Linked DNA regions of Homo sapiens: region 1 is linked to region 2. A link is a loop called in an ENCODE intact Hi-C map of the cell type or tissue named here. Cell type or tissue: heart right ventricle. All regions are shown on one strand. Links, peaks and the distances in the headings refer to the core of each region. The heading gives the core; the rest is flanking DNA. Region 1 overlaps ZNF609 (zinc finger protein 609). Region 2 overlaps CSNK1G1 (casein kinase 1 gamma 1).

Region 1 (8,339 bases), core at 25-8,024, 460 kb after region 2:
AAACATAGTTGTCTAAAACAATAAATATTATCTCACAGAGTTTCTGTGGCTCAGGAATTCAGGAGTAGCTTAACTGGGTGGTCTGACTCAGGGTCTCTCATGAGGTTGTAGTCAGTTGTTGACTGGGGCTGCCATCATCTGAAAGCATATCTGGGGCTGGAGGATCCTCTTCCAAGTTGCTTCACTACATGACTATTGGCAGAGGGCTTCAGTTGCTGGCCTCGTGGACTTCTCCATAGGGCTGCTTAAGTGTTCTCACAAAATGGCTGCTGTCATCCCTAAGGGAAGAAATCCCAGAGAGAAAGCAAGGAGGAACCCCCAATAATACCTTTTATCACCTTGTCTCAAAAGTCATGCACCATCACTTCTGCAAGTTGCTAAAGGCAGCTCACACTCCAGGGGATGAGAATTAGGCCCCATCTTTTTTTTTTCCTCTGTGAATTAGGCTGGAGTGCAGGGGCAACATCTCAACTCATTACAGCCTAGATCTCCCGGGCTCAAGTGATCCCCCCATGTCAGCCTCCATAGTAGTTGGCACTACAGGCACATGCCAACAAGCCCAGATAATTTAAAGAATTTTTTAGAGACAGGGTCTCACTACATTGCCCAGGCTAGTTTCGAATTCCTATGCTCAAGCAATCCTCCCACCTTGGCCTCCCAAAATGCTGAGATTACAGGCATGAGCCACCATGCTTGGCCATGAAGCATTTTTAAAACATTGAGATATTTCTACTAAAACTAATAATTTTTTTTTTCTTGAGACAGGGTCTCTTTCTGTTGCCCAGACGGGAGTGCAGTGGCGCGATCTCGGATCACCACAACCTCTGCCTCCCAGGCTCACGCGATTCTCTTGCCTCAGCCTCCTCAGGAGCTGGGATTACAGGCACGCGCCACTACTGCCCGGCTAATTTTTGTATTTTTAGTAAAGATGGGGTTTCACCATGTTGACCAGGCTGGTCTTGAACTCCGGACCTAAGATGATCCACCTGCCTCGGCCTCCCAAATTGCTGAGATTACAGGCATGAGCCACCGTGCTTGGCTAACTAATAACTATTTTTATGTGTTTTTTTGGGAATAGGTGATACATACAGATGTATGTATCACCTATACCTGTATGTATGAGTTCAAAAGCTAAAAGGTTTTATACAGAGAAATGATAGGATATGAGAGGTTTTATTTAACAGGATCTCTCTGGTCTCTGTGTTGAGAACAGGTCAGAAAGTGATAAAGATGGAAGCAAGTTAGGAAGCTATTGCAATAATTTAAGGAGTGCTTGGAGCAGTAGAAGTGGAGGTAATGAGAAATGATCAAAATCTGGATATATTTTGAAGGTTGAGCCAAAAAGATTTGCTGATGGTCAGGTGTGGGGACATGGATAGTAGGAGAGGAACCAAGTAAAACTCTAAGGGTTTTGACCTGAACACCTAGAAGGATGTACACATGCCATTACCTCAGATAGGGAGAATTCAGAGCAAGTTGTTTTTGTTGTTCTTGGAGGAGAGGGTTGTTAAGGAGAGGATGGGTATCAGGAGCTCAGTTTGGAACATATTAAGTTTGAGATCTCCATTTAGACGTCCAATGGAAATGTCAAGTTTGTGATTAGATACATGAATCTGGAGTTTAGGGGAGAGGTTGGGGCTAGGGATAGAAGTTTGAGTCATCAGCTACACATGAAGTACCAGCAAAAGATGCTGAGGAATGACCAGAGAGATAGGAGGAAAACCAGGAGAGTATGGTGTTCTGGAAGCCAAGTGAAGGAAGCGTTTCAAGAAGGGAATTGGTCTGAGCATGAAGGAGCTGAGCATGAAGGTACCAGATCCCTGAGAGAAAGTATGTACTAATGGAAATAGTAAAAATGAGGGGCCTAGAAAAAAATCTCTCTCTCTCTTTCTACTATTATACTTGGATCAGCCTTGACTACACAAATGTTTTGAGGTTTTGAATTATTATCTGAAACAAAGCAGTGCTGCTTTGGGATTGAGTTTGTCTCAGCATTTCACTCCTAAGAACTGTGGGAACCTGGCCAGTCGTGGTGGCTCATGCCTGTAATCCCAGCACTTTGGGAGCCCGAGGCAGGTGGATCACCTGAGGCAGGACTTCGAGACCAGCCTGACCAACATGGTGAAACAGTATCTCTACTAATAATACAAAAATTAACGAGGTGTGGTGGTGCACACCTGTAATCCCAGCTGCTTGGGAGGCTGAGGCAGGAGTATTGCTTGAGCCTGGGAGGCAGAGGCTGGAGTGAGCCGAGATTGCACCACTGCACTCCAGCCTGGGTGACACAGTGAGTCTCTGTCTCAAAAATAATAATAATAATAACTAGGGGAACCTGACTAGTGCCTCATACATGTCATCATTTTCCCTTTACTCTGCTCCAATATTTATCACCTTGAAGAAGGGAGAATAGTGAGTACTCTAAAACTTAATAATGGGTACTTAGATTATGTCCATAAGACTTGGTAAATCTGAAAGTAAGATTCTAGAGAAACACGGAGCACTATTTATTACTGCTGTTTTTTAGCAGTATTATCCTCAAACATGCTGAGCCTTTCCTTATTTTGTGAACACTTATGAAAAATAGTAAGTTTTCCAAGATGAAGACCAGTTTTTCTTTCTCTTCAGCCTACTTGCTTCTCTAAAGCTAGCCCCTAATAGAGAAACTTGGTCTGTTAAGTGTTATTTGCTGCTTTTCTTTCCTGTCGTCCTATTCTCCAGCTGTCTCAACTCGGAACCTTGCAGGAAGACTATTAAACCTCATCAATGTGTGTTTCCTTTGACATTTAAACAAGCCTCCATTTTGTCTTTCCATATCATAATTTTTTCTCTTCCCTTCTCCCATTTCCAGCACCTTGTTTGACCTGTCTTCTCTTCAGCTCATTCATTATTGCTAAAGTTTGCAGATTATACCAAAGGAAGAAGCCTGATTTATAAACATGTGTTCCCACCCAGCTGTTTCAAGAATAGTAATGAGATTCATCTTCTAGTTGTGTGCCTGCTCTCTGTGTACAGCTGTGCTCATCTGCCCTTATAAATGAGATGCCTATCTCTAAGTCTTACCTTCTCTATAAATGGACTCTGTTCCTATTAAATTGATTATGCAGTAATCAGAGCAGGCCACCTTTTGGGGGAGACATCCATTTGAAATCACTTTGCTAATAGCTAGAGAGAATTTAGCCTAATTACTTCTTTAGGAGAGATGCCATTTCCCTTAAGATGCCAGGGCACTGCAAAGGGATAGGATTCCTATCCTTTTCCCCTCTGGATGACCCCCTGCAATCCTGTATGTGTATGTGTCTTTTATCTAAGGTGAAGGTAACAGGATATTCTAAGAAAATTGTGTGAAAACAATCAGAATCCATTAGAGATAGCTGTGTCAGGCCTTAGAGTCTGAAAGATCTGACCACTAATAGTGAACCCTTGAGTAAATGATTTATCCTTTCTGGTGTATCATTTCCTCCTTTGCAAAGTAGCCTTAACAATCCTTATATGACAGGATTTTTGGCACCCACTTATGGCCTGCCTTCCTCAAAAAGTGATTTAAGACCAGGTGCCGTGGCTCATGCCTGTAATCCCAGCTCTTTAGGAAACCAAGGCAGGAGGATCACTTGAGACCAGGAGTTGAAACCAGCCTGGGTAACATAGTGAGACTCTGTCTCTATTTTTAAACAAACAGAAAAAATTATAAAAAGTAAACAAATGGGCCGGGCCCGGTGGCGCATGCCTGTAATCCCAGCACTTTGGAAGGCCGAGGCAGGCAGATCACCTGAGGTCAGGAGTTTGAGACCAGCCTCAACATGGAGAAACCCCATATCTACTAAAAATATAAAATTAGCTGGGCGTGGTGGTACATGCCTGTAATCCCAGCTACTCGGGAGGCTGAGGCAGGAGAATTGCTTGAACCTGGGAGGCGGAGGTTGCGATGACCCAAGATCACGCCATTGCACTCCAGTCTAGGCAACAAGAGCAAAACTCCATCTCAAAAATAAAAATTAAAATTAAAAATTAAATTAAAAAATAAATAAACAAATGCCAGCTACTCAGGAGGCTGAGGCAGGAGAATCGCTTGAACCCAGGAGGCGGAGGTTGCAGTGAGTAGGGATTGCGCCACTGCACTCCACCCTGGGCAACAGAGCAAGACTTCGTCTCAAAAAAAAAAAAAAACACACACACACAAATAAAAATAAAAGTGATTGGCCTAGTGACTACTGTAATCTCAGCACTTTGGGAGACCAAGTTGGGTGGATCGCTTGGGGCCAGGAGTTCAAAACCAGCCTGGCCAACATGGTATAACCCTGTCTTTACTAAAAACACAAAAATCAGCCATGCATGGTGGCACACGCCTGTAATCCCAGCTACTTGGGAGGCTGAGGCACAAGAATTGCTTGAACCTGGGAGGCGGAGGTTGCAGTGAGCCAAGATTGCACTACTGCACTCTAGCTTGGACAACAGAGCGAGACTCTGTCCAAAATAAAAATAATTAAATAAAAATAAAAGTGATTTAAGGCTGTAAATATTCAATAAGATAATATGAAAACATCTAGCACATAATAGTTTTATTTTTCTTTTTTACTTTATTGTATTTATTTATTTTTTGAGATGAAGCCTTGCTCTGTCGCCGAGGCTGGAGTGCAGTAGCACAATCTCAGCTCACTGCAACACCTCCTTGAACACCTCCTGGGTTCAAGCAGTTCTCTTGCCACAGCCTCCTGAGTAGCTGGGACTACAGGCGCCCACCACCACGCCCAGCTAATTTTTGTATTTTTAGTAGAGATGGGGTTTCACCATCTTGGCCAGGCTGGCTGGTCTTGGACCCCTGACCTCAAGTGATCACTCGCCTTGGCATCCCAAAGTGCTGGGATTACAGGCATGAGCCACCGCACCCGGCTTAATCCTATATTTTTAAAAATCTAAGATTTGGGCCAGGCGCGGTGGCTCATGCCTGTAATCCCAGCACTTTGGGGAGGCCGAGGCGGGCGGATCATGAGATCAGGAGATCAAGACCATCCTGGCTAACATGGTAAACCCTGTCTCTACTAAAAAATACAACAAAAATTAGCCGGGTGTGGTGATGTGCGCCTCTAGTCCCAGCTACTCGGGGGGCTGAGGCAGGAGAATGGCGTGAACCCGGGAGACGGAGCTTATAGTGAGCCGAGATTCGTGCCACTGCACTTCAGCCTGGGCGACAGAGCGAGACTCTGTCTCAAAAAAACAAAACAAACAAAAAAACCCTGAGATTTGTAGAAGCCAAGTGACTTGTTCAAGGTTACACTATAACAAAGCCAGGATTTGCACTGAGGTTTTCTAACTCCATGTCCAGTGATTTTTAGACAACATTGTATGTCGAAGAATAAATGAATATAAGTGAGTTACTAGAGATATGTCCTAGAAGTGCCAAATCAAAAAGTATTTTATTAGTGGGTGGCCGTAGACAAACAAAAGCTAATTCCAGATCCCCCAGATTTATTGTCTTGATATATTCCATAGAAAATATGCCTTGGAGCTGGGTGTGGTGGCTAACACCTGTAATCCCAACACTTTGGGAGTCTGAGGTGGGCAGATCACCTGAGGTCGGGAGTTCGAGACCGGCCTGACCAACATGGTGAAACCCTGTCTCTGCTTAAAAAAAATACAAAATTAGCCCGGGCATGGTGGCACCTGCCGTAATCCCAGCTACTCAGGAGGCTGAGGCAGGAGAATCACTTGAACCCAGGAGGTGGAGGTTGCAATGAGCTGAGATCAGGCCATTGCACTTCAGCCTGGGCAACAAGAGTGAAACTCTGTCTCAAAAAAAAAAGAAAAAGAAAAAGAAACACAGATGCAAGTCACTAAGTGGGGCTGAATCTGTGGACTGGCTGACCTCCAGATCTGGGAACAAAGAGTAGTCGTGAGAGGTGATTTCAGAGGAGTAAATAGATACTAAAAAAGCTCATAGACTAAGAATGTGAGGCCAGGAGAGTGAGATGCTAACCCCCAACCAGCCTTATGAAAGGAGGCTTAAAATAAGTTAATTGTTGAGTGGAGGAGGGAAGCTTTAAGGAGTTGGGAAGGACTGTGTCAAGCTGCCTCCTGATTCATTATTAGAATAGAAGTGTGATATCCTAAATTTCACTGTGGCATAGGCCATTTGAAGACCTGTTGTACTGAGTCCCTAGGGGGCCAGAAGAAAGAAATTGCAAAGTGATGAGACAGAGAAAGGGGAAAAAGTAATAACAAAGACATTCCACTCAATATGAGGCTGCAAACCAAAATGTTAATAATAGAAATCTAATGTTAAGAAAGATAACCAATAAAAACCAGGACTTCCACTTCAGAGAAGATGGAGTAGACAGATTTTTCCCTATTCCTCCCCTAAATACAACTAAAAACTCTGGAAATTATTTATAAAACAAATACAACAAGACTGTGAAACGTGGAAGAAAGAAGGCAGACCAGCCATGGGTCACAAGACCTTAGAAACAACATGGTGATGAGTTCCCTGGGTTTTCTTTTTGTCTCTAATATCCCAGACATGGCGCTAAAACTGAATATTATATTTAATGGTAAAAGACTGAATGGAGCCAAGTGTGGTGGCTCACACCTATAATCCCAGCACTTTGGAAAGCCAAGGCAGATGGATTGCTTGATCTCAGGAGTTCAAGACCAGCCTGGGCAAAATGGTCTTGACAAGAGGATAGCTTGAGCCCGAGTTTGAGCCCAATCTGGGCAACATAACAAGACATTGTCTCTAAAAGAATTAAAATGCCAGCCAGGTGCGGTGGCTCATGCCTGTAATCCCAGCACTTTGGGAGGTTGAGGCAGGCGGATCACATGAGGTCGGGAGATTGAGACCAGCCTGACCAACATGGAGAAACTCTGTCTCTACTAAAAATACAAAATTAGCTGGGGGTGGTGGTGCATGCCTATAATCCTAGCTACTTGGGAGGCTGAGGCGGAGAATTGCTTGAACCCAGGAGGCGGAGGTTGCAGTGAGCGGAGATCACACCATTGCACTCCAGCCTGGGCAACAAGAGCGAAACTCCGTCTCAAAAAAAAAAAAAAAAAAAAAAAAAGGAATTAAAATGCCAAAAAAAAACCCTATATAAAACATAATTTTTCTTTTATCAGATTGGCAAAGAACAAAATGAGAACATCATGTTGCCAAAGGAAAAGGGCAAGAGGTATTCATGGGCTACTATAAATGGGTATATGAATGAGTATGTCCTCTTTGAGGCAATTTGGAGGTGGTTTGGCCGTATTTGTGAGAACTCCAAATACAAGTGCACTGTGATTAACAGTTTTACTTACAGGAATTCATCTTACAGACATATTTGTGTAGGTAAAATGAAGCATTTGTACAAGATTATTCATTGCAGTTTATTTGTAATAGCAGAAGATTGAAACAACCTAAATGTCCGTTCAAATGCTGCCATTGAAAAGAATGAAGTAGTTCTCTGTCTACACATATGGAATGATCCAAAATATTTGGGTACATGAAAAAAGCAGTGTGCAGAACATTGTGTGTATATTGCTATCATTTAAGGAAGAATATATGAACATATTTGCATATATACATATAAAATATCTGTGGAAGACTTTTGGATGTTTCCAAGTAGGGGAACTGGAAGACTGAAGAACAGTTATGGAAGGGACACTTCATTTTATATTAGGGTTTGTTGGAGATTTTTTTTGGTTGAGGTGTGGGGACTACCTTTTGAATTTTGGAGTAAGGCTACATTACCTAGTCAAAAGCTTTATTTTTTTATTTTTTATTTTTTTTTGAGACGGAGTCTCACTCTGTCACCCATGCTGGAGTGCAGTGGCGCAATCTTGGCTCACTGCAAACTCCACCTCCTGGGTTCAAGTGATTCTCCTGCCTCACTCTCCTGAGTAGCTGGGATTACAGGCATGCACCACTATGCCCAGCTAATTTTTGTAATTTTAGTAGAGACAGGTTTTCCCCATGTTGGCCAGGCTGATCTTGAGCTCCTGGCTGCAAGTGATCTGCCTGCCTTAGCCTCCCAAAGTACTGGGATTACAGGCGTGAGCCACCACTCCCGGCCAAAAAAAAATTTTTTTAATTATCCAGGTGTGGTGACATGCTCTTGTGATCCCAGCTACTTGGGAGACTGAGGTGGGACGATCGCTTGAGGCTGTACTCCAGCCTGGGCAACAGAGCAAAACCCCATCTCCAAAAATAAAAATAAAATGTGTCTTGACAAAACCATGAAGTCTTTACAACTGTTACCCATCCTAAGGGACCTCAGTAGCATTGTAGGCAATTCCTATGGAACTATTCTGGCCCAATCCTATTTGTCCCATTGGTACCCAGAGTACCTCCTAAACCCTCTTATAGAAGT
Region 2 (8,339 bases), core at 317-8,316:
CAACAGTGGGCTCCTAGGGAATTCTTGTCAGGCTTTACCTAGCTTGCTGCACTCAGACTTAAGCAATAGTGTTCTGAAGTAAATAGGAGAAATTTTAGATCTACAACTACCACTAAAATGATTTATGGACAACGAGAGAGTTTCAAGCAATTAATAATACACTAATGCATTGTGTGGCTGTATGATGACCAAGTTTGACATGAAACTCTATTTGAAAGCTATAAAAATCAATGAGAAGATGTATATGACAGGAGAGGAATTTAAGAGTGAAGAAATAAAATCTCAAAGGGAATGGGTGGAAGTCTTACGTTTTAGGACAATAGTCTAGAAAGCCTACAGCAAAATGAACCATCCTGCCTTTCTGGAAGAGGGGGTGTAGGAGTACCCCAAACTACTGATTAAGTTTCTTTCCATATTAATATGTTGAAATAAATTACAACCAAAAAATATGTCTTGGGCCAGGCGCGATGGCTCATGCCTGTAATCCTAGCACTCTGGGAGACCTAGATGGGTGATCACTTGAGGTCAGGAGCTCGAGACCAGCCTGACCAACATGGTGAAACCCCGTCTCTACTAAAAATACAAAAAATTGGCTGGGTGCAGTGGCTCACGCCTGTAATCCCAGCACTTTGGGAGGCCGAGGCAGGCGGATCACAAGGTCAGGAGTTTGAGACCAGTCTGGCCAATATGGTGAAACCCCGTCTCTACTAAAAATACAAAAATTAGCCGGGTGTGGTGGCGTGTGCCTGTAGTCCCAGCTACTCAGGAGGCTGAGGCAGGAGAATTGCTTGAACCCAGGAGGCGGAGGTTGCAGTGAGCCGAGATTGCACCACTGCACTCCAGCCTGGGCAACAAAGCGAGAGTCCGTCTCAAAACAAAAACCAAAAAATTAGCTGGGCGTGGTGGCATGCACCTGTAATCCCAGCTATTCAAGAGGCTGAGGTAGGAGAACCGCTGGAACCTGGGAGGTGGAGGTTGCAGCGAGCCCAGCCTGGGAAACAGAGTGAAACTCTGTCTCAAAAAAAAAAAAAAAAAAAAAAAAAAAAAAAGTCTCACAAGATACTAATGGGACTTACAATGGGTTAGAAGCTCACCATTTCCTAGCCAAACAGCCAAAGGCACAGAGTAATGATAATGCTCATAATTATAATAGTAAACTGACATGTAACCACTGTACTGACACCTACCTAAGGAAGGCTATTTAAACTCTACACATTTTGCAATGAATAGATATTGTCTGAATAGGCATTTATTCAATAATACACTTGAAAAGCAATCTTAAACCTGGATTTTCATTTTAGTTCAGGTGAGTTCTTAGCCTACATAGGATAAACAAATATTTTCCAAGTTTTCCTGAGGAGTACACCCTGCTGGCCTTTCTGGTAAAATGTGTAGCAGCTGTTGTCAACAATTTGTTCCAGAAATTCCCTTACATACTGGGAACACTCCTCCTGCTACATAATGGTAGTGGAGGAGGAATACCAACACAGAGAGAAAAGCAGCACTGTCAAGCCTGGGAGGAAATGAGGGAAAAGATCATGGAAAATCCAAGAACAAGGAAAAATTAAGAAACGGAAGACAAATGTGAACAAAACAGTTTCCAAAGCCCAGGAGAGCATTTATAATGTAGACTAATGTAATTAGTCCCTGCTTCTTATCTCCAGAGCCAATTAGCCAATAATCCTTTTTGTGTGTTGTTTTAAAAAAATATTTATTTGTTTATGTTTAAATAGAGATGGGGTCTCACTATGTTGCTGATCTCAAACTCCTGGACTCAAGCAATCCTCCCACCTCAGCCTCCCAAAGTGCTGGGATTACAGGCATGAGCCACCGCATCTGGCCAGCCCCCTACACATTTCTTAAAAACATGAAGCCAGAGGCTCCTTCATTAACAACTGAGCATTGAAACAAAGCCCTCCACTGAACACTTTCAAGGATACCTTGAGTCCTTGCCAGGGGAGGCTGCCTCGAAGGAAATACATGAACATATGGCCTAGGGCTTCCAAATCATCTCTCCGGCTTTGCTCTAAAAGGGAAGACAGATCACACATTATGTTTGCAGTTATTAAAGCAGAAAGAGGTTCAAAACCAAGTAATCCCTTCAGAAACCCTTCGGCTCTGGAAAGGCTCTGCTTACTAATTACTTGTATATTTAAACCAAGGATAGTATTTTAGATCAAAACCCTAAACCGATGTGTACTTCCTTTGCCTAGATCTGTTGATGGTAAGTAAATATCAAGAGAAAAGAGCAAATTCTGAATTAAAACCAAGCCCAAATCACTAAACAGTGAATTTCCACCCCTCACTCAATGCTGTCACCTTCCTGAAAGTGATAAAATTTTAATGAAATGCTATTTCCAGTATATGGGCTACAATTACCTTTTAGTTACCACCAGAGAGTGAGCAGCAGATTAAGCAACCCAAACTGTTAAAACAGTCCATTCTGGCTAGGCCTGCAAAGATACAAGCTGCAAAATGCCTAGCAAACATGCCAAGTGCTTTTTATTCATCATAAAAATTAACACTTAAAATTAAGTTTCATATCAATGAACATCAGTACATACTCTCTTGGCTCCCATTCAATTTGTACCATGTCCTATAACCTCAAAAACATTTTAGAATTTATTACTAAGGTCTCCTCAAAATTAGATGGGTAAGGCTACACACATCTGTAGTGCCAGCTACTTAAGAGGCTGACGTGAGAGGATCGCTTCGGCCCAGGAGTTCGAGATAAGCCTGGGCAACATAATGAGACCTCATCCCAAAACAAAATAAAACAAAAAATCAAAGTCCCTGCATTCTGGAAGCGTATCTAAAACAAGTTGCTGGGTTTTTCTCTCCTTTTAATTGGGAAGGTGAAGATGACAAAGAACTGCAAAATAGTTAACAAAAAACTGCAACTTCATCTCAGAAAACATCCTACACATTCTTTGATTGTTAGAATCTAAGTAGTACACACCTTCGTTTCTTTATTCTTTTTTACAGACAGAGTCCTTGCTCTGTTTCCTAGGCTTGAGTGCAGTGTTGTGATCATGGCTCACTGCAGCCTCAAATTCCTGAGCCCAAGGGACCCTTCTGCCTCAGCTGAGTAGCTAGGAATATAAGTGTGTGGAACCACACTCGGCTAATTTATTTATTTTTATTTTTTGTGAAGATGGGATGTCGCTATGTTGCTCAAGCTGGTCTCAAACTCCTGGCCTCAAGCAAATCTAACATATCAGCCTCCCAAACTGCTGGGATTACCCATGTGAGCCATTGCACCCAGTCCATGCATTCATTTTGAATTTGCCAATTATGGTTTAGTCTCAGATTTCTTTTTTCTTTTTTTTTTTTTTTTGAGACAAGGTCTCGCTCTGTTGCCTAGGCTAGAGTACAGTAGCATGTTCTTGGACACTGCAGCCTCGCCCTCCTGGGCTCAAGTGATCCTCCCACCTCAGCTTCCTCACTAGCTGGGACTACAGGCATGCACCACCATCCCTGGCTACTTTTTGTATTTTTTATAGTTACTGGGTTTTGCCATGTTTCCCAGGCTGGTCTTGAACTCCTGGGCCAATCAAGCAATCAACCAGCCTTGGCCTCCCAAAGTGCTGGCACTACAGGTGTGAGCCACCACACCTGGCCCATCTCAGACATTTTATGTGTTTATTTTTCAGAATCAAGTTTAGGGCTTTATCTGAATAAACTACAGAAGCAAGACTAAGAGGCTACCTTCAACTTGATTGTGCTTTCTTTGTACAGAAAGTAAAACCCAAGAGAGCCAGAGAAAGCCACTCAGCTAACTCAAAATACAGAAGTGCAACATGTTTAACTATTGCCTTAAATTATAGGGAATTTGCATGAAAAAGAATAGTAGTCTACAGGGTAGATGAAGAAAGAAAAGGCAACTTTTTAAATAATGATTTGATGGAGGTTGTAAAAAGATGGTTACTAATGGGAAGGAGAGGTACCCTGACAGAGATAAATAACATAAAACTGAGTTGGTATACAACAATTGAAACAATCTTAAAAAGAATGAAAACAGCATGACCATCAGAATCCTTTGTCTACATGGCTTGTCTGAAGTTTGCAATAAAATATTCATAATTGAAAAAAAAAGCAGTTATACAAAAACAGTTTGTTGACACAACCTAAGGATGCACAAATGAAAAAGAGAAAAGAACAAGGAGAGTTGAGTGGAGGCCTCCCACAAAGCAGGGCAGATAGAGAAACGACTCTGCAGTTTCTCATACTGTATCACACCTACTCATTGCCTCTCCATTTTTATATCCACTTCCTGTAACAAGAAGCCCCTTGGTTATTAAAAATTCACTGGACAAATGTTTGAATTTTAAACAGTTGAGCACTAGAGGGCGAAAACTCTCCACATTTTCAATATTGATCAGGCCTACAGAAAAAAGATTTCACAGCAAAATAAATTATGAGATTAATATATTTTTAAAACTCACTGGAATAAGTAATAAAGTAACTTTTCAAATCCTGAGAACTATGAAAAAGAACTATAGAATATGGGACAATAGGAAAAATAAGGGTTCCTAAATCAGGAAGGGTACCTAAATAAGGTACCCAAAATAAGGGTACCTAAATCAGCTCAACGATTTAGGTATCTAGATCTTGGTTTATCCTTTCCACTAATTTAATCCAGTGAAATTAAGCATGGTCAAGTCACCTACTTTGGGTCTCAGTTTCCTCATCTGAAAATAAAGTGTTCAATCTGGGGAGAATTTGAAAAGTCATTTTCCAGCTCTAAAATTCTAAAATAATCTGATAACTTAAGCCTTTAGGGCCTTTCAGGAAAAAAATAAGAGTGAAAACCAGAGCATGCTTTATTTTCATACGACTTTGAACACTCCACACTTGTCCAATTCATTATTTCTACATGCCCTCATTTTTTCATGCAGCATATTTTCATTTTCAAAGAAGAAAGGTTTCCAATACCAGTGAGACCAGCAGGACACAAAATTCTTCAATTCTTCTGATTGGTTGAAAGGTGTGCTTTCATCCAATCAGAAAGATGTGCTTGGTTTACATGCATAACATCCCTGATTTTAGGTTAAATATATTTGTTGAAGGCAGGGAGCAAGGTAACCCAGTGTTCTCACCCTAATTTCAACCATTAAATAATATAAATTGGGCTTCTCAGTAAAAGCTTAATCAGTGGGAAGGTGGCTACTATGGTCTGGATTTCTGTCCTTCCCCCGGACCCCCCAACACACACAAACCTCACGTTGAAATTTGATCCCAATGTTCGAAGCTGGGCCAAATGGAAGGTGTTTGGGTCATGGGGGTATATCCCTCATTAACTGATTAACGACCTCCCTTAGGGATGAGTTCCCAAGAAAGCAGGTTGGTGAGAAGAGCCTAGCACCCCCCTTCCCATGTGATCTGCACATGCTGGCTGCTCCCCTTCCCCTTACACCATGAGTGGAAGCAGCATGAGGCCCCTGAGGCCCTCACCAGATGCAGATGCCAGTGCCATGCTTCTTGTACAGCCTGCAGAACCCTGAGCCAAATTTAAAGGTCTTTTCTTTATAAAATGACCCAGCCTCAGGTATTCCTTTATAGCAACACAAAATGGACTAAGTAAGTGTGGCTACTCTGATGTGGCAACTAATGCAAGGTTTAGGAGGCTTCTTCTCTTGTCCTCCTCCTCTGTAAAATTAAGAAGTGATTTTCTCAAAGCCATTTGAAAATACACATCTCAGTCATTTCTTCTTTGCAACACAAAAAAATGCAACACATTTAAAAACCAATAGCATTAGAGTTCCTACAAAAACTTCTATCGTTTGAGGCATGGGAAAGAGTTTAAAAAGCAGTGACAACTTTCTTTATGTATTCTCTGTAATGCAGAGAGCACAAAATATGATGACAGGTTAGATTTGACCTGAAAAACTCTGGTACTCAGTAAGCCAAGTCTGGGGGTAAACTCAAAAGTCCCGGCAGGAATGGCAGTACACCAAGAGATGAAACAGACTGATGCACAGTAGATGCTTAAAACAGATTTTGTTGAATAAATAATAATCGGGATAATTACAATATGGACTGATATTACTATTATCAGGCATTATGCTAAACATTTTACATACATTATCTCATAGAACCATATATTACAGGCATAATTATCATACCCATTTTATACATGAGATAACCGAGGCTGAGGGAAGAAGGTTATTGGATCAAAATTACATAGCTATTAAGAAAGAGCGCCAGGATTTGCATCCTTTTTCTTAACCACTACTCTGTATCTTATACAAACATAACATGAACACCCATCCCTTGTCTGTTCTTGTCTTTCCTCTTAAGAACAATAAAATTAGTACACAAATGGCTGAGCCCAGGAAGTGGGCATTAAAACAACTTCTAGAGTTTGTCAGTTAAACCACATAATCTTAAGTTTATTATTTAAGATACAGTTTTTGTTTCCTTGTAAAATGGAAAATTACTTGTCATTGTGAAGGAAGAAGGGGATGCTGAGCACTATGCAAGAGACCTATGTCAGACATGGTGCTTTCACATATATTATCCATTCAACCCTCAAAATATCCCTGTGAAGCATTACCCTCATTTTACAGAGGAGTTTCAGTGAGATTAAGTAACTTGTCCAAAGTAACGCTGATAGTAAGTACCAGAGGACCTCTAGTCTAATTTTAAAGTATTACATTTACTTAAGTGAGGATTTCCATGTGGTTACTGAAAAAATCTTGATAACATCATAATTTCAAATCGAATTGTATCATACTACTTTGTAATGCCATTTTTTACTCTTCACTATCACTTGAATTCCTCAGGTGAATAACCTGTGTAGTTTACTCAATGAGGGAACTTAGTAGATATTACATTAGTCTTTAAAATACTTATTAATGTGCAGGCCAGGCATGGTGGCTCACATCTATAATCCCAGTGTGTTGGGAGGCTGAGGCAACAGGATCTCTTGAAACCAGGAGTTTGAGACCCGCCTGGGGAACACAGTGAGACTCTATCTCTATAAAAAAATTTAGAAGTTAGCTGGGCATGATGGCATGCGCCTGTAACCCTAGCTACTGAGGCTGAGAAAGATCTCTCCAGCTCAGGTGACTGAGGTTATAGTGAGCTATGATCACACTGCTGCACTCCAGCCTGAGTGAGAGTGAGATTCTGTCTCTAAAAATAAAATAAATATGCTGGGCACGGTGGCTCACACCTGTAATCCCAGCACTTTGGGAGGCCGAGGCAGGCAGATCACTTAAGGCCAGGAGTTCAAGACCAGCCTGGCCAACATGGTGAAATCCCGTCTCTATTAAAAGGACAAAAATTAGCCAGGTGTGGTGATGCATGCCTGTAATCCCAGCTACTCGGGAGGCTGAGGCAGGAGAATTGCTTGAACCCGCGAGGCAGAGGTTGCAGTGAGCCGAAATCGTGCCACTGCACTCCAGCCTGGGTGATAGAGCGAGACTACATCTCAAAAAAATAAATAAAATAAAATACATCTTAGTGTGCAATAGTTCACTAATATTTAAGAATATTTTATAATTATTTCTGCCTAGGAGTATGGAATCTGAGAATATTCTGCTTGTCTACTCTCTAGAATGTTGATTTTCAAACATGTTTTTTTCAATCACCTAGGAGTCTTTTCTTCAAATAGAATCTTCCATGGAAGCCCAATATATGAAACATAAAAAAGGGAGGCTTTTTTGAAGTGGATAAGCCTAGGGCTCTGCCTGCTTGGTCTCCCCACTGTTCCTTAGGCTTCTCTGACAAATACTCTCCCCCTTGGGCTAGTTCCTCACAGGTAAGGTCTTCTGCCTTGATTAGAGCATTTAACAATATTTGTGCAGGTTGTTTATCCTGAGTAAATTGCAAGACTAATGGTAAACCAAGTATATTTTCACTGAATAAGACAGAAGCTCTTCCTTGAAGACTTCTGTGCAGAACTATGTGCAGTGAACAGAAGTCTACTCCATTTTTAGTGAGGCACTCTTCCCCACCGCTGACCCAGCCTGATGTCCTCTTCAGGACTATCATATATAGGGTCATACATAAGTAAATACCAAATTCATTACTAAACTCATTAAAATGCTATCCTCTTTTTACAATAATTCAAGTACTCACACTGCTCAGAAACTAAACATTTGGAAACAGTGTAAAGAATTAAGAACCTATGCATAGTCTATAGGATTCTTTGAAAAGTCATTAACTTACCATCTCAACTTCTCATGTATAAAAATCACTCAACCTTGTGAAACAATAAAAACCACAAGTTGTAATGCACAATGGGGATATAATGTTACAGAAATAATAAACTGTTCTAATGACTCGCCCCTTTCATGGAACAGAAAAAAACACACCTTTGCCAAGATGCGTGT

The links. A loop is a pair of places that touch in the nucleus more often than their neighbours do. Peaks named below come from ENCODE experiments on the same cell type or tissue, not always from the same donor. Only the 100,000 strongest peaks of a DNase experiment are listed, where the experiment ranks them.
Region 1: it touches region 2 in a loop (2.9-fold over the local background); 13 of 110 quality-filtered maps call a loop at or near these places.

What each region holds. Positions count from the first base shown.
Region 1 is chr15:64,661,926-64,670,264 of GRCh38, forward strand. All of the region lies in intron 3 of ZNF609 (zinc finger protein 609), which reads left to right. Among named protein-coding and RNA genes, the nearest start is that of OAZ2, 37 kb to the right of the region's middle. RefSeq lists enhancers at 4,389-5,088, 5,089-5,786. In heart right ventricle, for the core only: no CTCF peak of the experiment used is centred there; no DNase peak of the experiment used is centred there.
Region 2 is chr15:64,205,569-64,213,907 of GRCh38, forward strand. It overlaps CSNK1G1 (casein kinase 1 gamma 1), which reads right to left. Exons shown (of 12, transcript NM_022048.5): 6 at 8,322-8,339; 7 at 1,941-2,026. Among named protein-coding and RNA genes, the nearest start is that of PPIB, 47 kb to the left of the region's middle. In heart right ventricle, for the core only: a CTCF peak has its summit at 4,363 (motif pointing right); no DNase peak of the experiment used is centred there.